Regions from separate parts of the Mus musculus genome. Here all the other regions are linked to region 1. The links are chromatin loops, found by intact Hi-C in ENCODE. Cell type or tissue: left cerebral cortex. All regions are shown on one strand. Each heading gives the region's core, and the rest is flanking DNA. Links, peaks and the distances in the headings are about the cores only.

The links. Peaks named below come from ENCODE experiments on the same cell type or tissue, not always from the same donor. Only the 100,000 strongest peaks of a DNase experiment are listed, where the experiment ranks them.
Region 2: a loop joins it to region 1, with 3 times the contacts of the local background. A loop is called at or near these places in 3 of 42 quality-filtered maps.
Region 3: a loop joins it to region 1, with 2.8 times the contacts of the local background. A loop is called at or near these places in 3 of 42 quality-filtered maps.
Region 4: a loop joins it to region 1, with 4 times the contacts of the local background. A loop is called at or near these places in 2 of 42 quality-filtered maps.
Region 5: a loop joins it to region 1, with 2.8 times the contacts of the local background. A loop is called at or near these places in 3 of 42 quality-filtered maps.

Annotation. Positions count from the first base shown.
Region 1 is chr5:150,670,998-150,677,188 of GRCm38, reverse strand. Gm40353 reads right to left here and starts at 6,011. Exons shown (of 6, transcript XM_017321266.1): 1 at 6,006-6,011; 2 at 3,221-3,448; 3 at 2,627-3,163. The coding sequence starts at 6,011. It overlaps Pds5b (PDS5 cohesin associated factor B), which reads right to left and starts at 3,362. Exons shown (of 35, transcript NM_175310.6): 1 at 3,236-3,362. In left cerebral cortex, for the core only: a CTCF peak has its summit at 3,489 (motif pointing left); DNase peaks (open chromatin) are centred at 2,680 and 3,520; H3K4me3 peaks cover 2,101 bases; H3K27ac peaks cover 497 bases.
Region 2 is chr5:151,052,989-151,059,179 of GRCm38, reverse strand. The region is part of intron 7 of Stard13 (StAR-related lipid transfer (START) domain containing 13); the gene reads left to right. Among named protein-coding and RNA genes, the nearest start is that of Kl, 100 kb to the right of the region's middle. In left cerebral cortex, for the core only: CTCF peaks have their summits at 3,308 (motif pointing right) and 5,775; DNase peaks (open chromatin) are centred at 2,516 and 4,870; H3K27ac peaks cover 4,095 bases.
Region 3 is chr5:151,106,946-151,113,136 of GRCm38, reverse strand. All of the region lies in intron 1 of Stard13 (StAR-related lipid transfer (START) domain containing 13), which reads left to right. Among named protein-coding and RNA genes, the nearest start is that of Stard13, 80 kb to the left of the region's middle. In left cerebral cortex, for the core only: a CTCF peak has its summit at 2,801; a DNase peak (open chromatin) is centred at 2,548; H3K27ac peaks cover 2,641 bases.
Region 4 is chr5:151,648,335-151,654,525 of GRCm38, reverse strand. Rfc3 (replication factor C (activator 1) 3) reads left to right here and starts at 3,318. Exons shown (of 9, transcript NM_027009.2): 1 at 3,318-3,460; 2 at 4,517-4,654. The coding sequence starts at 3,374. In left cerebral cortex, for the core only: a CTCF peak has its summit at 3,212; DNase peaks (open chromatin) are centred at 3,274 and 3,687; H3K4me3 peaks cover 1,281 bases.
Region 5 is chr5:151,134,339-151,140,529 of GRCm38, reverse strand. The region is part of intron 1 of Stard13 (StAR-related lipid transfer (START) domain containing 13); the gene reads left to right. Among named protein-coding and RNA genes, the nearest start is that of Stard13, 53 kb to the left of the region's middle. In left cerebral cortex, for the core only: CTCF peaks have their summits at 3,355 (motif pointing right) and 5,458; DNase peaks (open chromatin) are centred at 3,019 and 4,458; H3K27ac peaks cover 2,480 bases.

The DNA.
Region 1 (6,191 bases), core at 742-5,741:
ATTATAAAGTACTTTTCAAGTACTGAGGAAAATGTTGAAAATCAGGTGGTTCATGAAAGAATAATGAGAAGTTAGGGCTAACTCTCCAAGGTGTCAGAACTGCAAACCACTCTGCAGCTTTTAAGTAAACTTAGAAGACAGCCGGCCAAGTGTGCTGTTATCCTCCACTCAGGAGGTTGAGGCAGAAGGGCTGTTGAATTTGAGGCCAGCCTGGGCTAACAGAGGGAAACAGGGTCTAAAAAAACCAAAGGCTAATATTCTTGGGGAAACTGCTCATTTTATTTTTAAACTAAATTATTTCTGCAACCTTTATATACCAAGCAGAAATACACAGAACAAATAAAATGTGTGTTGTAAATAGCAGTGACAAATGCCTCGTGTAGTAAACTGAGTTTCAGAGTAAATAATGTTCTCATAGATACAGTAACAAAGCGAGCTCAACACTAACTTTTCCAAATCACTTTGGCTTACAAGTTTAAAACCTCTTGTTGGTCACATTGATGGATGGATGGATGGATGGACGGATGGATGGATGTCTAACAGTGTCAATAAAAGAGCAAGTAGCTCTTAAAGACAGAGGCTCCAAGAGGTTGGTTAGCTTCTGAAAGAAGAGAGGTGAACAGAATCCTGGACAACAGTTGTTAAAGCCAGAGTCTAAACCAGTCAGTTGACTTTGAAGCTGAAATGAGAGGAAAGTGAGAACAGGATGGAGATGATGGGTTGAATCCCGATGACTTCAATTACATACAGTAAGTCCTACACAAAGCAACAGACACCAGCAAACTTCTCAGTTTCTCAATCGCCCACCTGAGTAAGCTTTTAACCCAGGGCCATTCCATCTAAACCTAACTTCTCATCTGTAGAGGGCTGGCAACAAGCCTCAAGTTCCTCGGTAGTTTTCTAACACCTGCAAAGTAAACGTAAATTTCCACTTTTGCAGCATTTTATGTCACCTAAGAATCCGTAAACCAGAGTGAACTAGCTCTTCTATTAATGCAAATCAAATGTGAAATAAGTAGCATGCTGGGAGCCAAAGAACAATCTCCAAATATGCTAAGGGGAATAAGAAAAACGCAGCCCCCCAAATCATTCCCTTCCTCCAGAAGTTCAGCTCTCCAGCCACTTCTCTGTTCACCTGAGCAAGACCTGTCTAAAACAAGGTGTCATTTTGCTTAGCTTAGCAAATTACTGTTAAAGCCAGATTCTTAGAATACTGTTCTTTGTTAAACAAAGTTAGAGAACATGATAAACTTAAAATTTAAATAATGATCATCAAACATCAAACTGTCTAGAACCCTGGTACAAACAAGCCGAGTACAAACCATCTTATGACAAGTCACCATCATCACAAGATCTCTTCTGAGGAGAGAGGGAGAGGGGACCAAAGCCAGGGGATTAAAGGCAACTGAAAGCATCAACAAGAGCTGCAGGAAAAGCAAAACCTTCAACCAGAATGACAAAGTTCTTTTAAAAAGGAGGGAAAAAAAAAGGCAAAAGACTAGCATTACTTTCTCATCAGAGACACTTCAAACAGAATCCAACTAAGAGGAAAACATCTGTGCTACTTTAGTAGTAAACTTTAAAACACATCTTTTCTATATATGTATCTGTAAATTTACATCATATGCAAATACGAGTTCAAAGAAGTAACGTTTTGATTCAAGATGGTTTTTATGAGCTGGGTGTGGCAATGTAATCCCAGCACATCAGGCCAGAAAGATTGCCAGTTCCAGGCTACCATAGCATACTACTCCCCACTTTCACCACCCTAAAAGTGTGTTTAATATTTAAACTTTGGGAATTAATTTATTAATCTTATGTGCCATATAACTTTTTACCTCCAAACTCGCCGCTGTAAAATCAGTTAGGTATTATGCTGTCACCATGAAATGGAAGATTACCTGTTCCACAGCGGCCTGCCATAGCTCCCAAGTGTTCACTCTACTAAAGTCCCCCAAACACTAGCATCTGACATGTCTAGTGCACAGCCAAGAGATAGCCTCTGAAACCCGCGCTTGTGCCAACTTAGTTGACTTTCACAAAAGTTAACACAGAAAACACCCCCTCGTGGAACTGTTAACTACATGTGCTGAGAACAATGCTTAAATTGCCCTTCTCCACTTCAGTCATCATAAGTTAGCTACAGCCCACCTCCTACACTACATACACCTGGCTTTTAAAAGGTTATTTCGTTGAAGTCCACAGGCCTCCCCAACTCTCTCAGGACCTCAGACCAACCTTCAAAAATGAAACAATACTTCCAAAGCTTCAACAAGTATTCAACAGAGAGACCGCTCCTTGGAGCGATTACAGCCACCCATCAGTTCCTAACTCTAGTATCAAAGGAGCATTCTTTGAAATCAAAAATATGGGGGGGGGGGGGGGCTTTTAAATCTTGGTAGGGTTCCTGAGGATGGAGCGAACGAATCACTCTTCTTTCAAACCCCTCGGGAGTTCGTACTGGAATAGCATGCAGCGCTGAAGAGCAGGTGCTGAATTTCGGGGTTCCGTCGACCCTGCAAACACCTGTCGGCTGCATGCTACATGCCTGCTCCTATGTGCAAACATCACATTTGCTCTTCAACGTACAGAGCAAAAACCGAAACAAAACAAAAAGCAGACCCACAGCCACAGCCGCCGCCAACGCCGCCAACACCAACGCCGCCGCCGCCAGGGCTTCTCCCGGACCGCAAACTTTTAGAGTGTCAGTGGAATAACGGTGCAGAGGCGGGCGGGCGAGCCCGCACCGCACACTGTCCGTACCGCCGTGGGGCTGCACCCGCGGTCGCCCGAGGACTCTCTCTCTCTCTCTCTCTCTCTCTCTCTGACTCTCTCTGACTCTCTCCTCTTTCTCTCTCTCTCTCTCTCTCGCTCTCGCTCTCTCGGCCGGCTCCCGGCTCTTCCCCGACTCCCGAGCAGTGCGGCGCGCCTCCCCTCGCGCCGGGCCCGCAGGCAGCCGGAAGGGGGAAGCGGCGCGGGGGGCTTCTCTCCAGGGGGAGGAGAGGGGAGGGGGAGGGGCGCGGCCGCGGCCCCCGCAAAGGTCACTCCGGGCCGGCGCCAGCCGCGGCCCGCGGCCTCCCCGCCCCCGGCCCCACCGCAGCCCCGCTGGGACACCGGGACACGCGAGGCTCAGCGGGCGACGGCTCCACGCGCGCACGCCCCGCTAGAAAAATGGAGCGTGGGGCGCTGAGGCGATGAAGAGGCGCTCCCTTTCCGTTACCCGAGTCGCTCCTACCTCCGGTCGCCCGGCTCCTACACTCCTCGCGCTCCTCCGATCTCGGGGATCCGCCGCCCTCGCCGCCGCCGCCGCCGCCGCCGCATCCAATCGCCTCCTCCCGCCCCCCCTCCCCTTCCGCAGCCAGTCCAGGCCGTTCCTCCGCCTCTCCGCTTCAAAATGGCGCCAAGAGCAGCTCCGCGGCTGCTCCAATCGAACCGCGGCGGACAGCGCCTGGGGGGCAGGCAGAGCGCCGCGTGGGTTCTCAGCGCCCCCTACCGGCCGCACGGCTTCTCGCTCAGGCGCGTGCGCACGCGCTCCTCAGCCCGCGCTCCGGGCTCCGCCCCACACACCCGGGGGCGCGCACGCGCAGGCTCCGCCCTGCTGGCGCGGCCTCCTCTGTCTCCTTGGCAGCAGAGTGATGGGCAGCTGTCAGTGCGTTCTCTCAGCTTGGACTCAGCCTCCCAGGCTTTGGCGGGAAATCTGTAGATAGCTGAACTCCGCTGGCTTTGGCTTTTTTTTTTCTTTCCTTTTTTGGATGAGGCTTTTTTTTTTTTCTTTCCTTTTTCTTTCCTTTGCCGCCCTAGCTGGCCTGTGGAGCTCACTGTGTACACCAGGCTACACATGATCTTACCATGTAGACCAGGCTGCCCTCGAGTTCAGAGATCTGCCTGCCTCTGCTTCTGCCTCCTTAGTACTGGCATTTTCCCTACGCCCGGCCTTTTTTTTTTTTTTTAATTTCTAAAAAAAAAAAAAGGAGGGGGACGGCGAGATGGTTCAACGGGTTAGAGCACCGATTGCTCTTCCGAAGGTCCTGAGTTCAAACCCCAGCAACCACATGGTGGATCACAACCACCCATAATGAGATCTGACACCCACCATCTTCTGGAGCGAGAGGGTGCCAACTGGAGTGAGTAGAGGTCCTAAGTTCAATTCCCCAACAACCACATGAAGGCTCACAGCCATCTGTATAGCTATAGTGTACTCATACACATAAAATAAAAAATAAATGTGTATTATTTTATTTGAGAATACGCTCTCACTATGCAGCCCTGACTGGCCTAGAAATCACTATATAACCCAGGCTAGGCTCCATCCTCCAGCCACTGCCTTCCCAATGCTGGGACTAAAGGTATGTGCCACCACTCCTGGCTTTTTTTGTTGTTTTGTCTTGTTTTGTTAGATAGGGTCTCACTATGTAGCTCTGTCTGGGTCTGGAGCTCACAGAGACCCACCTGCCTCTGCCTCTATGCCTCTGCCTCCCAAGTGCTAGAATTAAAGGTGTATTCCACCTCTTGTGCGATGTTTTAAACCCTGTGGTGCAGCACAGATTATGTGCTGTGTAAATGAAAGATTATTAATGTCTACATGGCTCCTCACCGGTTGGTGGACCTAGGGATCCAGTGTTCATCCCACTGCTCAAGAACCCCCCTTAACGGGGTGAGGAAGCGATTGGAAGGCCACAAAGATGCCATCCAGAAAATGAGGTTTGTGCGCCCTTGCCACTTCTGCCCTCACTGCTGCAGCTGTGGGCTGGGCGGGCTAAGATGGAGGTTTCTCTTCACCCCCAGGTCCCTGTCAGAGCTGACAAGTCTTGGTCGCCTTTTGCTCTTTGATGCTGTCCATCCCTGCAGTGAGCAGGATCTCCCTGCACTAGGACTGTTTGTTTCAACAATGAACATGTGAGGTGAATCGGGAGCTTATGGTAAGATATTCGAAACGAAAGATAGGCAATGCAGGTTTATAAACCACAGTGTTTGTGCTGGGGAAGAAGAGCCTTAAGTTGTAGCAGAGCAAGCACCTTCAGATACTAGCACCTATTCATTCCCTCTCTCAGCAGGGTTCCTGGGATCACTCTGTCTTCTACAGAGCTGTACTACAGGCATCTACCCATTTTATGCATCCACTAAGCCTTGGGAACTCTCCTATACAACTTCAATGTTCCCAGCAAGGACAGAACAGAAGAGCTAGATAGGTCTTAAAAAAAAAAAAAGCAAATCTTTGGCCCTGGCTTCTTAGGCAAGCGTGGTGCCACTCACCTTTAATCTCAACCCTTGGGAGGCAGAGGCAGGCAGATCTCTGTTAGGTTTGAGGTCAGCCTGGTCTACACAGTGAGTCCCGGGACAGCCAAGGTTACAGTGAGATCCTGTCTCAAAAACAAAACAAAGTAGAAAGAAAGAAAGAAACAAAGAAACAAAGAAAGAAGCTTCCAGCTCTTTGTTGTTATTTTCTTTCTATTTATTTATTTATTTATTATATGTAAGTACACTGTAGCTGACTTCAGACACACCAGAAGAGGACATCTGATCTCATTATGGATAGTTGTGAGTCACCATGTGGTTGCTGGGATTTGAACTCAGGACCTTCAGAAGAGCAGTCGCTGCTCTTAACCACTGAGCTATCTCTCTAGCCTCTGTTGTTATTATCTTTCCCTCTCAATTCTGAAACCCCTAAAGATACATGTAAGTTTCTTAGGAGCCACAGAATTAGAGCAAGAATGTAGGAACTACACACTGCCACCATCCAGATTGTTTAATATGATACAATAGGCGCTGAGCACAGAATGCTTGCTCAGTACATAATTCTGTTGGGGGTGTGGTCTTGACAGTTTAGAGTCGTCAATCATTTGCTGGAGTATTGCCAATTTTACCATGCATGCATTAATCAATTTTCATAACCGTGCCAAAATACTTAAAAAGAACGATCAGATTGGTTTGGTTCATAGGTTCTGAGGTTTCCATATATCTAGGGTGAGCTGACTGTATTCTTCCCAACCCTGGGTGAGACAGACCATCATGGTCCACCACTTCCTACCAACCAGAGAGCAGTCTAAGAGATTTATCTCTTATATTTTTGGTTGTGAGCGTATCCTTTAACGGCTGAGCCATCTCTCCATCCCAAGACATATCTCTTGAATAGGTTTACACTTCCAGGGCCTGGCCCCTGTGGCCTATTTCCTCCTATGACAGTTCTCCTC
Region 2 (6,191 bases), core at 809-5,808, 380 kb before region 1:
TTGGTGGCTCTGTATTTTAAATTATTATTCCAGTGCTACTATTCACTCCACAGCGTTATTTTATCAGTTACATTGTTTTGGGGGGAAAATGAATTTAGTTCTATTTCTCCCCTTATTAATTTCTCAAAGCAGCACAACATGCCAAACAGACTTGTTCACATTTTTTTTAATTCACATGTAAAATGTAAAAGGTCCGTCAGCTAACCCACAGAGCCCCTGGCCTCAGAGCTGACAGGGAAGCTCGAGGGAAGGAAACACTCAGATCACTGTGTACCTCCAGGATGGTTTGAGAACCATCATGATGGTAGGCTCTGTGCGAATGAGATCCATCCCATAATATACACAGCTCCTCCCTATTACCAACCATTCCTTTCTTCTGTGCTCTGTCCCAAAATAAGGACCACACTCTCACTCCACAGACTGCCCCCTGGCACAGCCGCGTTTCCAGCTTTTGTTCAGCACACTAGTTGGGGGGGGGGGGGCAACACATCGGTCTTCTCAGTTGTGTTTGTTGATTTGCCCTTGTCTGTGGGCTCAATGGGCCAGAAGGGGCTAAGCTCCATGAACTCAGAGATCTCGGCTCCTGACACTTGCAGAGATATCAAAACACAGCAGGTACTTAAATCACGATGACCCCTCCATGAACTGAGCGCCATTCCCAGGTGTCTTTGGTTAAACCTGGCTAGTGACCTCCTTTGACCTTTATTATCTAGAGAATATACAGATACACATTTTCTTCATATTTTCATGGCTACAGGGCTACTATTTTGGATATTTGGGTAGATGGCTGATTTTGTTTTCTACATAAAACATCTGGCATTTATTGTAGCATTTTGGTAGGGTAAGTCAATGAATCTGGTTGCTGACATGTAATTACTTTCAGTTGCAATTGTACCATGAATACACATACGTATATAAGAATTAGCCTTTTATAGGTGTTTTACTGAGAGACCAGGTCACCAGCAGTAACGGAGAAGACTCGTTTCAGACAGCTATGCTAAATCCTGTTCTCTTGGCCTCGATGTCTCTCACACACACCCAAGGGAGGCAGCATCGACACCCTGGTCCCCACAGGGAACCAGCATCTCCTACAACTAACTTCACTTCTCACAGTTAGAAGGGCTTTTCGTCATTGGTGTGATGCTGACCCTCTGTAGCCCTCATTAATAAACCCACTGTCAAGATCCTGTTGATGACATTGGCCACTGTGTCATGTAGCGCCCTTTCTGTGAGAATGAGAGGAAGAACCCCCCTTGCCCCTGGCTTTGGTCCTTGAGAACCATGTTTCTTTTGGCCCGCTGGCCTGTGTTTTGTATCGCAGACTCCAAGTTCATCTAACTGGGTGTGTTTTCCTCTCTGTAGTGCCTGCTTGAAAGCTCAAAGCCAAATGCATATTCCACTATAGGAAATGTAGATACCTCTTCGGGGCACAAATTCCTTAGTTGTGGCCCTCTTCCCAACTTATTAATCCTTTTTAATTTTTATTTGTTGTTGTAATTTCCCTTTCTGGTCTCTTTCAACTAACCTTTTATAGATCACTACAAGTCTTATTCTTTCTTGAACTAGTTTGGATATAAATAAGTGAATTGCAGTGCCCCTGGATAGAAAACACCACCCCACGCCATGGATTCATAGTGATGTCTGTACTTAAATCACTCCTCTGATTGGTCTCATCTCCCTTCTGCAGCCAAAACTGTAGACATGAAGTCCTAGGAAGAGAAGGGAGTGGACATACCGACCCTCTTCAGCCCCATTAGACTATCTTCTTCCCTGTATCAGTCTCAAAGAGTTCCGTGGTGGGAAAAATGTGTGCAGAGCTCTGTAGGAAAAGGTCCCTGACAGGGACATAGATACTGACAAGCCATATAGCCCGACTGGGGAAGCACTGGTGCTTCTCTTGCGTCATTAAAAAAAAAAGAAGCAGAAACAGCTGTGGGCTGTCCAAAGGAACATAGCTACTGCCTTGTGTATGGCCTTCCCTTTGCATGTCACGTATAGGGGAGTACACAGACAGTGCCTCCGTGTGGCAAAGAGGTGACAGAAGAGCGGGCAACAAGAAAACTAGAGAAGCAGGAAGCCAGGAGAATCGGTAGTGGGGGAAGACTACCCTAGAGATCTACAGCAAACACAAACTAAAGACAAAGAACAGGAGGCGGGGCTAGGAAGGGGAAGGAGGCAGGGCCAGGAAGGGGAAGGGAAACAGAAGTCCTTTCTCTGCCCTGGGTATCCCATTGGAATTGAAATTCACTTCTGCACAGGGCCTTGCACTCTCAACCCAGGATTGTGGGAGACCAGGAATACCACCACCCCCACACATCCTTCCTGTAAGCCACATTCCATGGGAACCATCTTCCAAGACTTCCATGAAGCTCTGACATTGAGCAGAGTGGGAGGTGGGGGTCCCTTCCCTGAAGGCTAAACACTCGAACATCAGCACTCATCAGAAGGCTGTCAAAGCCAGCCAGCAGCACAGAACCCTAAAACATTGCCAGCACTCACTTCCCACACTCCCCAGCATACTGCAGTTTATGTATGAAGAAGTACAGCATATCCATTTTCACCCTCGCAGATGGCTGCAGATGAAGTGAAGAGGTTTAGCCTTCAATTGCCAGCCATTTGTATTCGACATGGTGGCTTGTGAGACCAGCCTTGCTTTGTTGTGTGAGCTTTCACATCTGTCTTAAATCACCCACGCACCGCCGCAGCTCAGGTTATCTCTGGCTACTGATAAATACGAAGCTCCTGCAGTGAAAGGCTAAACCAACACCGCGCACGCGCAGAATCGCTGCCCATAGCACACACTACTTTATGACTCTTGCTTTCTGAATAAAGCCAACCTTTCTTCATTAGCTGAGGCCCATTTCTAAAGAAGAGGAAATGGAAGTCTTGATAAACATCATTAAGCCCTGCAAGGATTAGCATAAACAGGATGCCAGGGAGGAGATTTAATACTATTTAGATGAAATTTGAATTCTAATGCAGCACTCTCGCCCAGCCACTCCTTATAATGGAGCCGCAAGATTTAAAAGCCTAATAATTCTGGGAAGACACTTCATTTCCAGGGGAAGAGTTCTGTAACCTGCCGCCTGCACATCACCTTGTCGGCTGACTACCTGAGACAGGATGAAGGATGATCTGGAACCTTCCACAGAAACTGCTATTTGAGCCCAGGCTTTTAGGTAGCTGGGGATCGAAAACAAAAGGGAAAAAGGGGTGGAAGTAACCCAAAGGAGCACTTGAAACTCAACCTTTGGTCATTCGGCGGGGAGCTCGCAGGCAAGAGAGGTGCTCCTGCAGGGGGCGCTCCTGCAGAGGGTTCTTCATGGCTAAGCACCTTGTGCCTCCTGAGGAGAGCAGTGGAGATTGTAAAGAGCAGGCCTGCGGTGTAAATTCTGGGACCCAGTATAAAATCAAAGAGTACGATTTCTTGTTCATTTCTACTTTCATTTTTCAAAAGGGTTTAGTCATTTTTATCTTAAGTGCATGAGTGTTTTGCCTGCAAGTGTGTCTGTGCGCCACAGTGCATGTCCGGTGTCCACACAGGCCAGAAGAGGGCATCAGAGTCCCTCTAGAACTGGAATTACTGAAGGCCATGAGCTCCCATGTGGGTGCTGGGAGCTGAACCCAGGCACTCTGCAAGCTCCAGCCAGTCCTCATTCATATACGTGTGAGACTCTCAACTCTGACAACAGAGCATTAAACAGACTGAAAGACCCAGGTTACCTCTCAACCACAATGAGTATCAGAACAAACAAAACACTTTCTGTTCTTAGAACAAAGTATCTTAGGTCCAACATGCAAATGTACTGGAAGCTTTGCTACAAAGAAATGGCTATTGGCAATTAGTGTCTTTCACAGTTCAGAGATGGCCTCTCTTAGACTCCACACTACTACATCTTTAGAACTATTGTCTTACTGTGCCCAGTCACTGCTGACTGCCACTTCAGAAACCCAATCCTAAACCGGTCAGGGGTTCCCCACTTCATTCATGGAGAAGCAGCTAAGAGTCAGACAACAGAAACTCCTAAGTTTGTTTGTTCATCACCTCGCTGCTGTCCCTTGGAAGACTGCGTTTCTTGGGCCATTCTTAGGTTCTGTACCTAGAATCTGGTCTGGTTTTTTTAAATCATTTTGTATTTACCAAGCTTAGGAAAGCCCTTTCCTTCTAGGCTTCCAATACAGTCCACAGAACCCAGAGCTGTTTCCCACCTCTCCTGGAAGGTGAGGGTAGAACAGGAGGTTTCTGTCAGAATGAAGCAGAATGAATAGTTTCCCAATGACCCGGCCTGACCCCCTGCAGGCGGCTCAGTCAGAAGGCTCAGAGCCTGCAGCTAGAAAGCCCCAGATAGATTTGAAATAATAAAGATCACAGTGTTTTCCAAAAGAAGAAACTTGAGATCTGAACAATTCAAAGAAGGCGCCCATCCAGGATGTACACATGTACAGACTCACAAAGAGCCACAGGACACAGTGGGCCAACGGAGTGGGCTGGGCAGTACAACTAAAACATCCCTTTTGTAGACTCTCTTCCATGCTCCTCTGCTTGGGGGGGGGGGGGGGGTTGGGAAAGGGGGAAGAATTCCTTTCAAATGACATAAATAGTTGTGAATCACACTTAAGAATACACCCTCGGGGCACTGTGACCCAGTGCAGCACAGCTCTGAGGTATACACAGTCTGGAGCCTCCTTCCAGAAGTACGGATGTAAACAAACTGAAGCTGTATCCCCTTTCAATAAGCACCTGCCTCGCAGCTTGACTTCTTTCTTCCTTTCTCTTTTCCTGTCCTTTTAACAATGCCTACTTTCTTCCTGTGCACTGTGATGCAATTTGAAATACTTGCCAGATCGGGGAAAATAAATGTTCTTAAGACTGGTTGTGGAGAATCACCCAAATATAGCTAAACGTGGCATTTTCTAGACACTGCAGACTTGGAATGAAGTAACTAACACATTAAGTAGCAATCTGCCTGGATATCTTGATCTGTGGAATTCAGTGATAAGCCCAGGAATGCAAAGAGCTTTTCTTGAGAATTCTGTTCTTATGACCACAGAATGTACCCGTGTTTAATTTCCCCTGTGATCTATGCAGCTGACATGTACAGACTCCAACTGTCCTCTAATGGCTTGGAATTCTCCCCATGTTCCTGTAGTTTTTTTTTTTTTTCTTTTCTCTTTTTTTTTTCCCAAGTTAAGGTTGCTTTCATCTATAGCAACAAGCAAGAGACACCAGGGCATGGCAACCATACACATGTATTTCTCTGGGTATCTATGAGAAAGAGAAATGACCACTGGCCACTGATTACTGGTCTGGCTACTCAGAAACATTCCACCTTGCTCTTAAAGAAGTGAGCTAATCTGTATGCCACTGGGGAGCGAGGAGAGTGGAGAGCAGAAACTCAAAGTCTGGGTGTCGAGAACATGGTGCCTTGATATTGAGGCCCAGGATCCCAGGAAACCTCAGCTGTGGTTTGGATAGGGCAAGTCCTGGGTGAGAGGGCGCTAGAGGTGCTGAACCTAACCTACGCGTTCATTGTTCAACTCACTCATCCCTCTTTGGGTCCTTATTGCTCTGTTAGGAAGCAGTCAAACTGCTAAAAGTGAGAGGTTGGGATGGGGTGTAGGAAAAGGGTCTGGGATCTCAATAAGATAGCCACATACTCCATAGTAGGCAAGGTGACAAGGAAAGAAAGTTACTTCTGCTGGAGCATTTACAGCTACACTGAAATGGGCACAGTGTTCCCATGCCTCACTGTCAGTAAGAGATCAGCCTCACATTCTTACGCCACCGGCTGGTTTAAACCAGTACAGCTGATGAGCAGAGCACAAATCCAACCTCGAGCACATACTTGTGTTTCCTCAAGTGCTGACCCTGGAGGAACTGGAATTTCTACCAAGCGTCTTCTTCTTCATACTTTTTAAAAAATAGAAGCTTCTCTTCCCTCACAGGACATTTCTTTTAAATTTTCCCACATACGGTACTATCTATAAAAGGCCACCCAGGAGGGAGTCATGTTCCTCCCCAACTGATCATGTAAAGTTCCGGCAGAATGTGAGAAACACACATTGCAGGTGCCACATATTCCAAAGAAAGGAAATCAAATGAGACGCTCAGAATACAGGCTTATACGATTTTGTTTTAGGAGCCATTCCCCAAAGGGATACTTCCAGTCTCTAAACACATTATTTTGATT
Region 3 (6,191 bases), core at 371-5,370, 440 kb before region 1:
CTTAGAGTAACAGAATGACCTTTAAAGACACGACTTTACTCAGGGCCCACGTTCCGGCATCATGCCTTTATGCTTGCTTCTGTTAGAACTGGATCACAAAACAGGGAGCAATTAGAAATGTTACACTTCATCCCCAAATTGAGAAAGAATGCATCGGAGCTGGCCCTAGGGACCAAGAGGCAGCAGCTGAGCCTGCGGTTTTGTGGAGATTCTTAGCCTGCTATGTCAGAGACCACACTATGAAGTCATGTCAACCGCTGGGATCAAGGCTCATCAACAAAGCTTTCCGAGCAATGCAAGAGTCAGATAAACCTCAGCATTCCATGCTATTCCCTGGCACTCTCGGGGGGTTTTCCTTCATCTAGTTGGCGTAGGTGTGGCCATTGTCTACCCTCAGGCAGCCATGACAGAAGGACAAGGCTTATCTTCTCTGGAGTCTGTGACATTATCCCAGTGGCATGGGTGTCTCTGATTATATGTACTACATCAGAGTTTCATTTCCCAAATCACAAGATTCTCAGCCCTCTGCAAAGACTTTCGGAGCGCCTTCCTCTTCCCGGTAAGGCTCGATGTTGGGAAGGGTCAGGTTTTGCAGACAGTCACACAGCTGGCAAGCTGCTCTTTGGAGTCACTTCATTAGACCCCTCTCAACTCACCCCTGAAATAATAACCTGCCTTATCAAAGCCCTGCACTCTAGAAGGTCTTGTTCCCCTTCATCTTCTGACCTTATAAACTATAGACTGCGAGCAATAAAATCATTTTTAAAAAGTAGATTTAAATCATCTTAAAGTCACTCTTCTTGTGACCTTTAGCAGCTGTATCACCAAAGCTTTCCCAAGAAACGAACACTTAAAAAGATGAAAAGGTGGATATAATTTCTGACCTATTTTTGCTTTAGGAGCAATTCATGATGTGATCAAATATACCTTGCAAATTGTTTACAAATTTCCAAAGCTTTTTTTTTTTTTTATTTGAAATTTGCGTAATGCAGAGCATCGGAATGAAACTGAAGGTTTTGCTTCTGCTTTTGCTTTGATTAAACACTTCTTTCTGCATGGTTATATCAAGCATAGCAGGACCATCCCAGACCCACGTCCTTCACCGCTAGTCCATCACGGTGGCCAAGAGCTGCATGCTTAAAAACATTGGCCTTTTGGCTTTCATAGTTCATCTTTGTAATACATTTTATGCAAACCGCATTCTGGTTATTAAAAAAAAAAAATCCCAAGCTGGGACTCACTGCCCAGGATAGAACTTTAGCCAAAGAGGAATTCCTTAGCTTCACATATCACAGTATAGCTTACACAACAGGAAGCTTGTTTTCATCCTAAGGAGCACTGGGAAGCCAGATTCTAAAATAACAAAAAAGAAAAAAAAAAAATCTAGGGTCAGGTGCGGTCTGCCATTTTTACAATAACATTAAAAGGCTGGTTTCAGTCAGGTTTGTCACTTGCCTACTTCTCACTTGCCAAACCCCAGGGCACCGAGCATAGGCCAAACCAGGGTGAGCAGAGCAGCCAGCATCCTGAAACCAGGAGGGTTCAACTCCAGAAGGACGGCAGAGGTTCTGACTTTAAAAGCATCTAAACAATGCCTAAATATTTAGTACCTGATATTGCCTTAAGTATTTACCTAAAATAAGTAACACTTTTTATTTCTATTTCATTTATTTTTGCCTTGAGAAATAGCTAGAACGCAAATTTGTTTGTTTGTTTGTTTGTTTGTTTGTGAGATACAAGGTCTTACTATGTAGCCCTAATCGCTTAAAACTCACTCTGTAGACCAGGCTAGCCTAGAATTCACAGAGGTCCTCCTGCTTCTACCTCCCCAGTGCTGAGACTAAAGGCGTGCACAACTACTGCCTGGCCAAGTACCAGTATTTTTAAAGATGAGCTTACTCTGGAACCTCCTGCTTAGGTACTCTGTACCTGCTATTAATGTGGTATGTGACTCTTCCTTATGGTTTTGTGCTACATCAAGCTCCTTGCCCATGACAGTTAAATTTTTTAGAAAAGAAAATTCGAAGAAATAGAACCTGTTTAAATGCCATAAGAGAAGCAGGAATACAAGACCTGAGAATCTTTGCCTCATACCTGACAGACTCTGCCTGTCCCAATAAAAAGGAATAATTTAAAAAGAAATATCAAGTAGTGCTGTGAATCTTCAGCCTAGAACTTGAATTTAGACTGAAAATAAATGCAGGCATACAGAGGCTTTTGCAGGAGTTTTATCAAGGGAAAGCCCCTCGTAGTTGTCATTTTCATGGACTGATGGTCGGACAGGCACAAGAGCTTTCCTCGTGGGTAGACTGGGGTCAGGAACACAGAGCCACCTGGCTGGGAGCCCCTTAGGGGATTTGCCCTTCAAGTCTTGAAAACCCCCAGTTGCCTTTTAAATGCACTTAATTCTCTAAAACTAAACAGCGCTAAAAGAAACCTCTTAGGTCAACTGAAATAGTCGTTTAAAGGGGAAAAATTGAATCCTTTTCAAAAGCAGCCGTTACACAATCTAGCTTGGTGTGGTGCCTGCTGAAAGTTGGGTGGCTTCCATGGAAACAGAAATGAACACAAGAGACAAAAGAGTTTTTGAGTAATTTTTAGAGTGAGGGTGTGTGTGTGTGTGTGTGTGTGTGTGTGTGTGTGTGTGTGTGTGTGTAAAAATAGTACCCAGGAATTTTCTCCAGAACTAACTAACTACTCATTTTTTATTTTTAAGTGTGTATTCTATATAATGCTGGCTATACCTCTACAGTTTTCCAGACATAGGGTGGCCACTGGGGATTCAAACATCCAATGAGGCAGAGTTTTCTGTGCTTAATGTGCTTGTTATCTCTAACGACTACAAATGTGTCTTCCACTCACCCTGGAGGCGGGAAAGTCTTTACATCTGGATACACTAAGCGCTTGCCACCTCCACAAGCAACCTCTGAGGTCTCTGGCACATCTGGGAATCACTGGCAGGTGGAAATCACTGGCCAAGTCACCGATAAGTCTTTGGTGAATTCCCTCTCATATCCTAACCTCAAAAGATTCCAGGAACCCACAGTGGGCTCTGTGTTTATTAGCCTACAGTTGTTGAAAGGCCATTCTGTTTCTGTTGCAATATTCATTAAACTTGTATTTAATGTTGTTCTTACAAAGAGAAGTTTAGCAGCAAGTCTGAAAGACAGGAAGTGACTCAGTGGCCCACGAGTCAGGTGTGGGTAGTAAGGGGTGAGCTACAGGTCTGAAAAAAGTGTCCCCATAGGGGAGAAAACAGGATTGGAATGTCAGCAACTGGTGATGTCAGTTCCAGGATGACCCAAACTGCCATCTCAGAAGCTGCCGGGAAACAGGGAGCCCCTTGTACACCCTAAGAGAAAAGCTGAAGTGGCTTCTTGGGAAGGTTCTGACAAAAGCCACCGATAGTTAGGTGGACTCTGGCTTTCGCTAATAGAAGCCATCATGCCAGGGATGAATTTTTTAAAATCTACAATGTGGTAAACCTGAGAGAGTGTGTGTTCTTTTTATTCTTCATTTAGAATATTCTAAACTGGCTGGTGCTGTGATCATTTTATGAAAGAAGTGCCATTATGGAATACACAATAATATATAGCTTAGAATGTAAATGGAAACCACACTTGCCAAAGAAGAGGAGCTTTGTAACATTTAAGAGGTCATATGCATTCTGGAAGCAGAGACAGGAGGATTGCAAGTTTGAGCTGCATAATGAATTCAAGGCCAGCCTGGGCTTCACAGCAAGCCCCTGCTTCAAAAATACCAAAGTTAAATTAAATTTAAAAACAAGAGAATTCATGGACGGCTAAAGGCCTGCATTATGCCTTTGTACCCAGGAGGTGGAGGTCTCTTAAAAACCTCATCTTGGCTACACTTAGCTGTAGAAAGTGTTGTCTTTGGTTTGCCTATCTGGCCAGAGCTTCATACGTGATAGGCAAGGATTTTGCCAACAAGCTACATGCCCAGCCACATGGAACATTTTCAACCTGTGTTTATAATCTTCAAGGGTGTGTAAGAAAAGATCTGGAATTTTCCAACAGAAGCTAATAGGCCGTTGGTACTTAAGAATGATTCGTAAGCTACATCTTTAGGGATGGCGAGTTTCATCCCCTTCTGAAGACTCTGTTGGTAATGAGGGTCAGTGGGACACGCTCTGCCTTATACTTCCGTCCCCTTGAGGGGTTTGCTTCATCGGACAGCACATGCTTCTTTCCACTCCAAACAGAATCTTCCTTCTGGAGGCTCTGATGAAAATTCTTGATGTTTCTTTTTAATGTGAATGAAAACAATGGGGAGAGGAAGTGTGGAGGATTGGAATCTCCGCAGAGGCCCCGCAGGTCACTAGGGACCAGTGAGGTTCCTTTCTGCTCTCGGTGGTGGCCGGAAGTGGGAAAGCGGGCGATCATCTGTTCCCAGCTATGTCTGTCTGTGCCACCACGCTGGAAGCTTCCTCAGCCTTCGCGAAAGAAAACATTAATCAAGCCCCTTTGAGGTGCTTAGCACTGGGCTGACGCAGAGGCTGCGGGCTGTGGAGGGAACGGGAGAGTGGAATAAACCAAAACTTCTAGGGCTGGGGTAAGTGCGGGTAGGACACGGGAAGTTGAGGGAGGGAAGCCTGAGCCTTGGGTGGCAGGATTACAGAATTGTAACGCCACGAGCTAAAAATTAAGGAGGTAGAGGAGTTAAACGAGTGAGAATTGGCTGGTTAGATGAAGTGTGACAGTGTCATCCTGGATGGGCTGTGACATCCAGTGGATGATGGAGGTGGGGTTGGGGCAGTTCAGGAAACCCCTGGTAGTTTGGCACCCGTCCTAGGCGCTCTCTGGAATTGGGAAGCACAGAGAGACCTCCTGAGACCTGTACCCAGGACTTCCATGATGGTCCAGGGAGTGTGCATTTTCACTTTGGAGATTCGAGAACCACAGATAACAAACAAGAGAGCATGATTCGGGCTGCCTCTGCAGTCATCACCTTGCATGAGATCAGTTGCTTTCTTGAGTAAAATGCACTTGAGGCATCCTGCGTCCTGCGTCCTGTGCATCATGGAAATGTGTTCAAGAATGTCTTTGTGTGCAAGCCAACACTTTTATGTTGCTGAGCAGAGATTCTGCTTTCGTCCTGTGATCTTATGCCTGGCTACCCTCTGCTCTCCCTGGACCGTGTGTGTGTGTGTGTGTGTGTGTGTGTGTGTGTGTGTGTGTGTGTTGCTTTATTAGAGCCGAGCCTTTGGGTCCCACTGTGGCATCAGAGGCCATGTGGTACAGAGAGGGGCAGTTATAAAAGAATGAATAAACAGGCCTGTCTAAAGTGAGAAATTTTCTCCTTTGAGCTGCATGTGAGCTTCTTCAGCGAGGCGGAGTGCTCAGGGGGCTTTAGAAACTGCAGAATCATACATCTCCCTAGGGCGTCATTTTCTTCACACTTGAAGGGGATCTTTTGGTTTAAAAAAAAAAAAAGTATGAGCACACTGCATTCTAACTACATATAGAAAAATGTAAAATTCATTGAGGGTACGTTTTCTCTCTGCTGTATATTGATAGGGGAAGAACACAAGATTCATTTCAAGGAAGAATGTCTTTAGGAATTTATTTATTTACTTATTTATTATGCGCATTGGTGTTTTGACTGTACATCTATCTGTCTGTGTGTGAGAGGGTGTCACATTCTCTGGAACTGGAGTTGCGTACAGCTGCCATGTGGATATTGGGATTGAACCTGAGTCCTTTGGAAGAGCAGCCAATGTTCTCAACCATTGAGCCATCTCTCCAGCCCAGGCTTCAGGTTTTTAAATGAGTGTCAATATAAACAACTCATTCTATTCTACAACTGTAAAAACAACAACAACAACAAAATCACATCCCTGTGCCCAAGCCAGGATTGCAATGTAAACTAACTGCTCATCCTTTCTGTAGGCTCCTCCACCTCATAGCTCTCTGAAAGGTATGCATAATGGGATATATGTTTGCAGATAGGGAAACTGAGGCCGTGAACTGATATCAAACTCTCAGCAATCCTCCTGCCTCAGCTACCACAGGGCTGCTGGGATTACAGGCACGACCCACCATGTGGCCTTCAGTCTTTTCTTACAGTTACTCTTTTGACAGCAAACCTTGCAGTTTTGTGTGTGCTTGGAATTCTCAAGGATTTGATGCAGGTGGGATACTCAAAGGGATCAGGGTCAGCAGGAATGAATG
Region 4 (6,191 bases), core at 346-5,345, 980 kb before region 1:
CCTGTACTGGGGCATATAAAGTTTGCATGTCCAATGGGCCTCTCTTTCCAGTGATGGCTTACTAGGCCAACTTTTGATACATATGCAGCTAGAGTCAAGAGCTCCAGGGTACTGGTTAGTTCATAATGTTGTTGCACCTACAGGGTTGCAGATCTCTTTAGCTCCTTGGATACTTTCTCTAGCTCCTCCATTGGGGGCGCTGTGCTCCATCCAATAGCTGACTGTGAGCATCTACTTATGTGTTTGCTAGGCCCCGGCCTAGTCTCACAAGAGAGAGCTATATCAGGGTCCTTTCAGCAAAATCTTGCTAGTGTATGCAATGGTGTCATCGTTTGGAGGCTAATTATGGGATGGATCTCTGGATATGGCAGTTTCTAATTTCTATTTTAAGATAAATTCACACACACACACACACACACACACACATTAATACAACAAGACATTGAATGTGGGCACCATTAAATAAAGATCAAGATGGAATATGGATTACTACTGGTCTGTATTCACACTAGCTAAAGCTTTACCTACTAATGGAGAGGTTTGGCTATGAGAGCCAGGCCATTGTTGGACTCCATTGCTAGGGGGAGGACAAATCAGGAGACCAGTTCCAGGAGGAGCTTTTTAAGCTACTATTTGAGCACTTTTACCCATCTGGAAAAGGCATTTATAAAAACTAGGAAGGGCCTTCATCCTCCCCCAGGATGCCAATAAAAACTGACTTGCTTAAGTCAGTTTTCCTGTAGTTTGCTGGGGTGTTGGTCTCTCATTTGGACCCTTTCTGGGTAAGGTCTCTCTGTTTTGGATTCACTTGAGCACAACCCTGGCATCTGGCTGAGTCATCCCATGTAGCAGGGCTCGTCTAGGTATTACATAGCTTTGTCTGAGCAGCTCAGAAAGTTTTGTGAACCATAGATGAGCAGACCGGTAAGGGTTAACCACCAGAGTCCTGACCATTGTTTTCAGGGGGTGAGGGTGTGGGGGATGATCTTTCCCTTTGATGTCCTTTATCAGCCAGTGAGTTTGAGCTGTTCTTTTCTTCATTACCATGAAGTCTCTGGAAAGCACCAGGTCATGGTATATCATAAGAATATGAATAAGGCTCACTGGTCTTCAGGCCACTTGTCAGCCAGCTAGGCCAGCAGCCCAACAGTAGATGACAGTAAATTGTAGGGGAAGCCTAATAGTCTCTAGAACGGCCAAGATTATTTAATTTCCTTTCCACAGCAGTGAGAAGCCCTCTTTCAGTCACACTATGAAGATGTACAGAATTAAAAGCATAGTAGTTGTCTGTATATACAGTGGTTGACTTTCCTTTTTCCCATCTGAGAGCCTGGGTCAGACCAATCAGTTCTCCTTTTTGGAATGAGATATCTGACTTGGGCCCAAATATTTTCAGTTAAAGTAATTGTTGCAGCTCCTTTGCATCTAGTTTCATCTTTCATGGAAGAGTACCTGCAATGCAGGTGGTCATTAGGCAAGAGGTGATCAGATTTGATAACTATGAGTTTCTCACTTTGCACTCAAGTATGGTAAGGCCTGGTACTGGCTTACACAAACATTAGACAGCCAAGATCCTGGTGTGTCTTAGGGCTGCCATTACTGTGAAAAGACACCAAGACCAAGGCAACTCTTTTAAAGGATAACTGTTAATTAGGGCTGGCTTACAGGTTCAGAGGTTCATTCCATTATCATCATGGCAGGAAGCATGGCAATGTCCAGGCAGGCATGGGGCTGGAAGAGCTGGGTGTGCTATATCTTGTTCTGAAGACAAGCAGAAGACTGGCTTCCTGGTAGGTAGGAGGAGAGTCTCAAAGCCCACCCCCACAGTGATACACATCTTCCAACAAGGCCACACCCCCTAATAGTGCTACTCCTTCCCTGGGCCAAGCATATTAAAACTGCGTGGTGCTCCTCAGAGGAGGGCCTCAGTCTTGTAATGGAGTGCTGTTAGTACAAGATTTAGACCCAGATTTAGCTTGTGAGCTAGCTTACATAATCTAGCAGTAGCTATCACAGCTTAGACAGATGGACCATTTTGTGGCTACAGGGTCCAATCCTTTGGACAGGTACATCACAGGGTGTTTCCATGGTCCCAAAATTTGGATTAAAAGCCCTTCTGTCTTGTTTTATGGACAAACAGATGAAAAAGTTTTGAGACATCTGGAAGTTTTAGGGCTGGAGTCAATGCTAGAGCTGTTTCTAAAGCTTCAAATACCTTTTGTTCAACCTCAGTCCAGATTAAGGGCTCAGTGCCCTGCTTCGTGCTGGTGTGTAGTGAGAGGCCTTGCTCTGCTTACAAACTCTGGAATCCAGAGGCAGCACTACTCCATTGCCCCTAGGAACATACCTATATAGTAGTTTCTATAGTGATTCCAAATCTCATCAAGCTGATGACCAAGATTAACCATAGCAACAAGCTTTCAGGTGTCTGAAAGAAACTTCTGAAGCTACTGCAGGGAGCAGATCAGAGCTGTGTCTCTGGCCTTGGCCCTCTGGCTATGATTTGAGGACTCTATCCTTCCTTCCCAGCCACTTCCTCAGGTCTCACAAGTTGAAGAATTCCAAGTATGGTTATAAGTTAAAAAATACAGGGCAACCAATTAAAATCTAATTTCAGATAAAAATTAATTTCATTGCAAATATTGCCTGGGACACACACCGAAATGTTATTGGGGATCTAAATGTTATTGGGGGCATCTGTGTGTTGTATTTGTGAAAACAAGTAAACCTAGGTTTTTTTTTTTTCTATGTTCTCTTCACATTCTTTCAATCTTTTAGATTAAAAGAATATACCCTAGGATCCACCATGAACTACCTGTCTTTGGACGTTGTCTGTCATGCTTCTGGGTACTTTCGCTTCTGATTTCCTTTACTTTCTATTTCCTTTACTTTCCTAGTTCAGAACATATAGTTCACAGAGGCATGTAGGCAAATGCTCATTGAATATTGGAGTTTGTTTATTATTTTAAAGAAAAGCAGTTCTACTAATAAAGATAACAGATTATGTAGCACTAATTAGAATGAAGTTGTGAATCAGTGAATAAATGAAAGAATGAAATGGAGGGAATTTCCTTCCCTAAGAACTCAGATTGGACGAACCTGAATGTCAGAGATACATCTTTAATTCCTTCGAATGTTTTCTAAAATGTTACAGGGTGAGAACAAAGAGGCAGCCACTGCCCGGTAAATCCAGCGACTGTTGGTGCAGTGGTGGAAGTGGGAACTGCAGCGACTGCTCCACTCCCGGTTGAGATTGCCCAGTCTCCCTATCCGGAAGTCGCCGGGTGCCGGAAGTGACGTCGCACGCTTTCGCGCTCGCGGGAAAACTCTACTGTCTAAGCGGCGGGTCCGCTGGTGCGACTGTGGAGCGGTCATGAGCCTCTGGGTGGACAAGTACCGGCCGAGCTCCCTTGCCCGGCTGGACTATCATAAGGAACAGGCAGCACAGCTGCGCAACCTGGTGAGCCGCCCTGCTCAGCAGCTTCCTGCACAGCCCGGGGAAGGGAAGGGAAGGGAAGGGAAGGGAAGGGAAGGGAAGGGAAGGGAGGGAGGGAGGGAGGAGGCGGGCGCCCCGGTGCTAGCGAGGGGGTCAGAGTGACGCGTTCCTCAAAGTGCGGTGTGTTTGCTGCCGGGAACCTCAATGGCTTGGTGTGGGGACCAGAAGAAGGCCAGTGTAGTGGAGAATCAGGAGCAAGCAGCGGCGGTAGGGGGCGGGGATGGGGGTGTGCCCGGGCCTCGGTGTTACTGCAAATGCCTGATGGGCTCTCCCGCTACAGAGAGCTTAGGTGGGAAGCTGATAGAGGTGACTGTGCCCCGGACCCTGTTCTTAGTTACTGCGGAATCACAGCTAAGGCTTTTCTGAAAAGGAGAGATTATTTTAACGAGTGCCGCGATCGTTCATATGAGAGCTTTTGGAAGACTCGAGGGTGAAGTGGAAGATATGTTTTAGGTTTGGTTTTGGTTTTGGTTCGTGATGCATGCACTAATTTGAAATAGAATATTATGCTTCGTTAATACACGTGCCGGTTTTCCTTGCAAAAGCTTTAATGTTCAGTTTCCCGGTGGCAAGATCAAGACCCCATGTTAATAGTACTCTTTCGTTTGATGGCACTCTGTTACTGCTGTCTTTTCCATAGCATTGATCAACCTTGATCTAGTGTGAAGTTCTTCTGTCTCTTCCAAGTGAACTTACAAGGAAATCAGCGCACCTGCTTCTGAGCAAGAGGACCATTATGGGGAGCCCGGGCCAGACAAGCATCTGTCTTAGTTACAGAGATTGGGTTCGCCTTCTGTCATCCCTTAGTTTCAAACGGGCCCTTCAGATAGCTTACTTAGGGAGTGCCTACTTTTAAGCATTTAGTGCATGTAAATTAGATTAAATTAGTGTCCAGAGTTTGGTACATTTTCTGTTGGAGCTGGATGGTAAACAGAATATCTTGGAACTTTAAAAGTGGTTTGTTTAACTTAGTTCACCCAGTTTAACTAAGATATAATGTCTTGTTCTTTTTTTCCTTAGGTGCAGTGTGGAGACTTTCCTCACCTCTTAGTATATGGACCATCAGGTGCTGGAAAAAAGACAAGAATTATGTGTATTCTACGTGAACTTTATGGTATCGGGGTGGAAAAACTGAGAATTGAGCATCAGACTATCACAGTAAGCATCTTGGGTTGAAGCTTAGCAGATGTTTCTGGAGGGGACTTTTAATCCTGGTCATGTGTATATCTCTCCCCACCACTAGCCAGTGACTAGTGTGTGACTTAGGAAGTTGTGTGTCTGTGTGCTTGTGTGGGTGAAGGTGGCATGAGTAGAGTTACTGTTAGCTGCCAGTCCTCTTTCCCATTGTATTTAAGACAGAGATTTCCTTCCACTCTGCCAAGCCCAGCTGGCAGGCGGACCTGGGAGCTTCTGGGGATTCTCCTGTCTCTGCCGCCCACCTCTCTGAGGTCCCTGGTATTACAGACAGTTGCAATTGGACCAGCGCTACAGCTTTTATACGGAGTCATCAAACTTGCATGTGTCCACACCACAAGTGTATTTCACTCAGCCATTTCCCCAGTCCCTGAAATGCCCTTCTCTCAAGTGTCCTCAGCCCAGCAGAACTGGCAGTTCCTTACACATGATAGTGTGTAGCTTGCCTTGGTTATGGTTTTTTACCTTTTACCTCAGTGGGATGAGAGAATATGCCATGTCAATTTCAAGGCCTTCATGGCATCTAATAACAGTGTCGTAATGATATTTTGTGTTCAGAGGGAAAAAATGCTTAGTGGGGATGGTCATGCTGTTAATAAAATCTTCAGGAGGGTGATGTTGAATTAACTCAGAAGAAACAATATTCTACAAGACAAAAGAACTGAATAAATAGAAATATAAAGTATGTTCTCACACGGGAGGCTTAATATTTAGAAGTCTCTGTCCCAAGTTACGGTATAAATTTCAGTCAGAATACTAATGTTGAAAAAGTGTATGATGCCACCCTAAATCCCATATGGAGGACACATTTCTGAAATGAGATAAGGTTATGAAGAAGAGAAGTGAAACGGGTGTATTAGTTCATCCCTAAATTGTTTAATATAAACTAGATTAAGGCAAGGTAGGTTTATTTGAAGGGACGACGGGAGAGAGAGACTATTGGGATGAATTAATTTTAAGAAATAGAAATAGCAAGTTTTATGGCAAATCACCAACATGAGTCTTAGCTTTGTACTACTTTCAGAGGATTTAGCGAGTCGAGTCTGTGGACGGTTGATTTGTGTTTGAGGCCCATGGTGAGGCAGAACAGTTCATACACAGGTGCAAGTGTATGAAGGAAGAGTTTCCTTACAGACATGTTAATTTCTTGTTCAGCTGATGGGTCCTTGGATAGGTGGCACAGACATGCACAGTGCCAACAAAGTGAAAATCTATAAGGATAATTAGTTGTAGAACATGCATGTTATGAGTTGATAACACTGTCATGACATCACACCAGTTGTCTTGAAAGAGATCGCAAAGACACATTATTCAGTGAGAAAAGCAAAATAGGTGTGTATGAAAATTTCTTTCTTTATACATTAATTTTGCATGAAACAATGAGTCTATGAATATATTTTTCTTTTATTTCTGTGTTAACATGGAAGACTGTAGATAGTTGGCAGTAGTGATTTGGTGATTCACGAAATAAAAAGAAGACAGCCAATAAGTAAATGTTGAA
Region 5 (6,191 bases), core at 481-5,480, 460 kb before region 1:
ACTTCCTCTGCTTGCCTCCTTCCTCCATGGCTACTTCAAACTTAAAATGAGATTAAAGGCTCACGTTAACTGTTTGATGGTGGTTGTGATTGATTGAAAGCTTATCTGAAACTTAAAATGAAGTGTTCTTCCTTAGCATCAGGCAAGAATAAGATGTCAAGCAACTCTGCTGTTGATAAAGTTGTTTGAATAATGGAATGCTGGCATCCCATATGCATCAGAAGCCATCCTCTCTTTTATTTATTTCAATTGTATGTGTCTGTATGTTTACCTGCATGGAAGCCTGTGTACCGTGTGTGTGTGTGTGTGTGTGTGTGTGTGTGTGTGTGTGTGTGTGGGCGGGCGCGCGCGTGCGTGTGCCTAGTATCTGGGGAGCCCAGAAGAAGGTGTCAGATCTCTTAGAACTAGAATTAAAGATGGTTGTGAGCTACCATATGGATGCTGGGAACTGAACCCAGGTCCTCTGTAAGAGCAGCCAGTGCTCTTAACCACACAGACATCTCACCAGCCCTTTAATGTCTTTTCTCATAGCTCTGATGGCTGGAAGACTGATCTGGGCAGTCAGCATGGTGTAATTCTGGCAAGGGTCTCACAGCCAGTTAACCCACTGGCTCATTGGTGGATTAATCTACCCCTTCAGCCCCCACTCCTTTCACCACCCAACACTGCTACTCTGGGGGCCAAGTATTGAACAAATGAAATTTGGAGAACAAATAACTTGAGTAGCTGTCTACCCAAAAAAATCAAAAGTCCAATAAACTACATCTTTACACTTAACTCAGAAAGACAGGTTTAAAAGAAATGGACAGACAGGATGGTTCTTTATATTTTATATACACTGTATTACAGTCTGTGGTACTATTATTTCCTGAAGGAGCAGTTATAGTCAAGCTGGCTCTACTACAACTTTCCTTGGACTGTGGCAAGATTGGTTTTGGGATGGCCCTGCGACTCTGACTGTTAAAAATAGAAGTGAGTGAGTTCTCATCCAGAGATCTAAGAGCTTGTGTATAACTGCTGTGTTCCATTCTCATTGTTACCGAGGCTACTACGATGAAGTCTGTTTCCACAACTGTAGTCAGCCTGGAAGGAATGAAGACAGTCTAAAGAGATACTTGCATCTCTCATTCTATCTGTCTATTGAAAAAATGGAATCCAAAACAAATGGGAATTTCCCCAGGAATCTCCTGATGGAAGAAGAAAAAGGCCCCTGCCAGAGGGAACTTACTTTCCTGAAACAGATGAGACTAGAGCCCAGACAAGGATGGGTCAATGGGGGATGGGACCACACCTTGATTAGATGTGTTTATCCTTGGCCTCCATTTAAACTGTAATTTCACTTTAGAATGGATTTGGGGAATTCTCTGAATTTCTTTGTCATGCTTTCCAATATGGCTACATTGAATAAGTCTTTCTCTGTCTCTCTGTCTCTCTCTCTTTCTCCTCCTCCTCCTCCTCCTCCTTTCTTTTTTTAATTGGCTTACTGAGAACAGGTGGCTGAACCTGTCTTGGGGCACAGCTTGCAAACCCCAATGCTCCTCCTCCCTCCCAAGTTTGATGACACTATGAAGGACTAAGATGGGCCATGTTCTACCGCCAGTCTTTGGTGAACATACGGAGAAGTATGCTCTCATTGTGTTAGCTGCTAAGATTTGGGACTAATTTGTTACTGAACCATAACTTGGCCTGTCATAATAGAAAATATAAAAAGATAGAACTGTTTCCAAGATCTAAGTCAGAGGGAAAAAATATGATGGCATCTGCAAAACCTAGAAAACCTAAAGCATTATCTCCACCCCATGAGCAAACAATATTATTCATCTTTGTTTCCATCCATGGTGTCTAGGTTACATTCAGACAACTGGTCAACCAACATCCTCCGCTTTAGGACTATATATGTTATCGTATATAACCATTAATGTTTCTCCCTACCAGGAACTCAAATAGACTTTGGATCACACAATCATATTTCCCCAGAGAAATATGGTGGGGTCAACCAAGCCTATGGGGGGGGCACACTTTGGCTCAACTGTCTCTATAGACATCACTGAGCAAACTTTAAATCTATAAAATGTTTAACTTTAAGAAAATTACTGGTGCACATCTAATCACTATCTGATATCCCCAGGCACTCTCTAAGTGCTTAGATGTGTGAACTCGTTCACTCCAACTTATATGACGAAAGCATTACCGCTACCCCCCTTTGTAGGGAATACACAAGGAACATTGCCCATACTTGTGAAGGCCAGATGTAAGCATAAGTGAGGAGACCGAGAACTACACTGTTAACTTTTCTAGATGGAAGCTTGAAAGACATGTACCACAGACGAGCTCCTGAAATGTCTGGGCTGTCTTCACCTTTGCTGTATGATAGCAATGTGAAACATCACAGCCGAGAAGGCAGGGTCAGAGCTCAATGTTGCCAGGCACTTTCTGAACTTCTGTCCTCAGATAACTTAATATCTCGCTCCAGACTCTCAATGCTGCCAGTAAGTGCTGTGTAATCAAGGACGAGCTGGATGACTTCCACCAAGGGTTTTTTTTTTTTTTTTTTTTTTTTTTTTATAAGCTATCAGATCTGAACTTAATTAATCTACAGCCTGTTTTCAGAAATGAGATTCTCTAGTAATCCCAAGAAGAAAATGGTTTCCTTTCCCCTGTTTCCTATGAAAGTTATTATATTTACCAATCATTTAATTTATCAGTGTTTCACAGGCCAGTGACCAACATGAAATTAATCCTGTCTTAGGAAGACTGGGCCTGGGAACAAGGAACAAATTATAGCAGATAGAACAGGGGCTGTGTGGGGGGGGGTTTCTTTGTTTGTTTGTTTGTTTGTTTGTTTGTTTTTTGTTTTGTTTTGTTTTTTAGAGTACCAAAGGCGTTTTCCCTGTGATATTATCCATTACCAAAGAAGAGTGCAGAACATTTTGCTGGTTGCTAAGAATTTCAATGGGCTGAGAATTTTTAGGGCCTTGCTATTTATATGTATGGAGACAGCACAGATGGCTGCCTTCTCCCTTCTTTATCTGTAATACAGATCTATGAAGACGAAGGAAAACAGGAACACCATAGAAATGAACAGAAGTGGGACCAGAAAAGGGCAGCAGAAGATGCCCTGGAAATGTTCTGCATCTGTTAGTGCTCCCTGAACATAAACAAGGTGCTCATGTGGAGCTGACGGTCTGAGACTCAGAAGGGTCTGGTCTCTGGTTTCCGTCTTGAAATACTTAAAGTTTTTATTAGTTGCAGCAAAATACAGGAAACCCTCTCCTCCGTGTTCTTGTAAAGATTTCATTTTTTATTTTATTCATGTGTATGTCTGTGCATAATGTGCATGTGGTGCTCAGGGGGACCAGAAGAGGGAGTCAGATCCCATGGAATCAGAGTTACAGATGGTTGAGTTACCATGTGGGCACTGGGAACTGAACTCAGGTTCTTTGCAAGAGTAGCTCTTAACTGCTGAGCCATTTCTCCAGCTCTAATTCCAGCGTGTATAACAATGTCTTTCATTGCTGGCTTACAAAGTGCAGATACATTGGTTTTGGGGCAAACTGCTCTCCTCATGACACATGGGAGGCCCAAAAGAGAAAAAGGAGTCTCCCTCAAGGATGTGTCCACAATTGTGTAACATCCTCCAACTAGGCTGCACCTCTCAAGAGTCCCATCATCTCCCAAGCATCCTACCAGCACAGACAAAACCTCTACTATACTGATCTTTGAGAATTCTGATCTAAACCATGTCTAGTGAAGGTAAGCCAGGCTGGGACAAGCAGGTCATGCCATGAACCCAGGAGTCCTTCCATGAAAGCAAGACTCAGGTGGCCAGATCTGCAGGTGCCGTGCTGAGTGTCTTTTCTCTTTCTCCAGAACACTCGCTCTGTGACTGTATTCCCTGCCTGCTCTCCTCTGAGCTGGGCAAAGTGTTTTTAAGTCATTATAAACAGTACTGATTTGCAAGAAGCAATAGCCTGTGTGTCTCAAGGGAAAAGTCTACAGTCAAAAAACCCAATGCTTCATAAAAAAAAGGCTTTACAGTGATCTTGTTCCCCTGCAAACAAGGCTCTACCCTGCTGGAGGCTCCTACTTCTCTGAGCGGATCTCTGGCTCCTGACAGTGGGGACCACCTTGGAACTCAAACTCTCTGAGGTGTTCAGAAACACAACTCATTTTTTAAGCTTTCAAGCTCTGCGGCCTTAGCCATTATAGCAGAAGGAAAGAGTGTGTGCAAAGTTATGGAAAAGAAAAAAGCTAAAGCTTGTGGTATGTTCTGAAGTCACTGGAGGGTCGTGGGAGCACGCAGATGCTTCTGTCACTCAGCGCTGATGTTCTGCCTTTGAACTACTAGGGCATTACAGGAGAGAAGCTAATCTTTTGTGGCCAGCACAGCTTGCCTGTGTTGATAAGTGTGATTAACAACACTAAAGTCAAATACATTAGCAAATGCCTTATAGCTGCCAGGAACGCTCATGGCCACCCACGCTTCACAGCTAAATAAGAAACACAAGTTTCAGGAGCCTGGGATTCCTAGATCTGCTGTATGTACATGCCTTCAGCTTTGATTTTCAAGTTGGTTTCAATCAAATCGGAGAGCGCTATTGTTAGAAAGCAGCTACATATAAACTGCCACATGAGGAATGTGCTTTTTTTTTTTTTGTTTGCTTGTTTGTTTGTTTGTGAGAGATGCTTGCTTGATTTTCAGAATCTTCTACGGAATCTGCAGGCTTCTCTAAATTTAAAAGTAGATTTTTAAAAAAAATCTAGAAACTTCTTTACACAACCCAGTGCTTGAGCCTAACCCTCAACCAGAAGTCAAAAGTCAAAGGCTCTCTAGTGGTGAAGCAATAAGTCAGTCAGTGTTCCCAGCAATGGAAAGGGCCCAGCTTGCCCAGGGAGCACCCTGAACCATGTGACCAGAGGCTTTGTTCTTTCTTAACTGAACCTTCATTGGCATGTTAGCTAAAGCAGGCCCTGTGCTTGAGGTGATAGCAGAATTTGTCTTTCTCTGCCCAAGATAAAGGATATCCCTATTAAAATCTTGAAGGGATATAAAATTCAATTCTTACAAGTCCTGGGTCACTAGAGAGTAAGGGAGGAGAGGAGTAGACAGAGTTAGAACCGGGGTGATTGTACATGAAGGGAAGGGTGCAGGTTCCAGGAGGGGTTGATCCTGTCTTTGCCTTAAACACATGAGACTGGCTTGCCCAGGCAGGGAATTTACACTTTCTGCCTCGCCGTGGACTTTCCCTGTTTTGCATGGCTGAATGCCAGAGCTCCAAGTGCACTCCCCACTACGAGGCACCTAAAAGAAACGAAAAGCCAGCTCCACGAAGCACTAGATGTGTACGAGAAAAGCTGACTTGATGGACAGATTCTGTGTGTTTGTTTGTTTGTTTGTTTTTAATCATTATATATACTTTAGGGTCTTTTGAAATGGAAAAACTTTTTATATTAATTTCATGTATGTGAATGTTTGGCTGCCTGTATGTATATATGTATGTATGTTTCTATATTATATGCATGCAGTGTCTGAGGAGGCCAGAAGAGGGCGTTGGACACCCCCCCCCCCCCGAAACTGAAGTTATAGATGGTTTTGAACCACGGTGTGGGTACTAGGAACTGAACTAAGGTCTTCTGGAAGAGCAGCCTGTGCTTTTAACTGTTGAGCCATCTCTTCAACCCCATGAAGTCATTCGTGTACCACAGAGTTTCATTTTCTGACTTTCCATATATACTAGTTAGTTTAGTTGATTCAAGCTAGAGTCGTTTGGAGGGAAGGAAATAATAGTTGAGAAAATGCTGCCACTAGATTTGTCTGTGGTGTGTTTTCATGATCGATGACTGATGTAGGAGGGCCTAGCCCACTGTGGACAGAATGACACCAAGGCAAGAGGTCCTGAGTTGTGTGGGAAAATATTCTAAGCAAGTCATGGGGAACAAGCCAGTGGGCCGCATTTTCCCATGGCCTCTGATCAAGTTCCTGCCTCTAGGTTCTTGCCCTGGCTTCCCTCAGTAATGGACTTACAAGCTATAAGGTGAAATAGACACTCTCCTCCCCGGATTGCTTTTGGTCATAGCCTTTTATCTCAGCAACAGAAACCTAAGACACTGTACCACTACCCAAAGCAGTTGATATTTTGCTGACAAGATTATTTTCAACATGTCGCCCCCTTTCTTTCTGGGTACTCTAA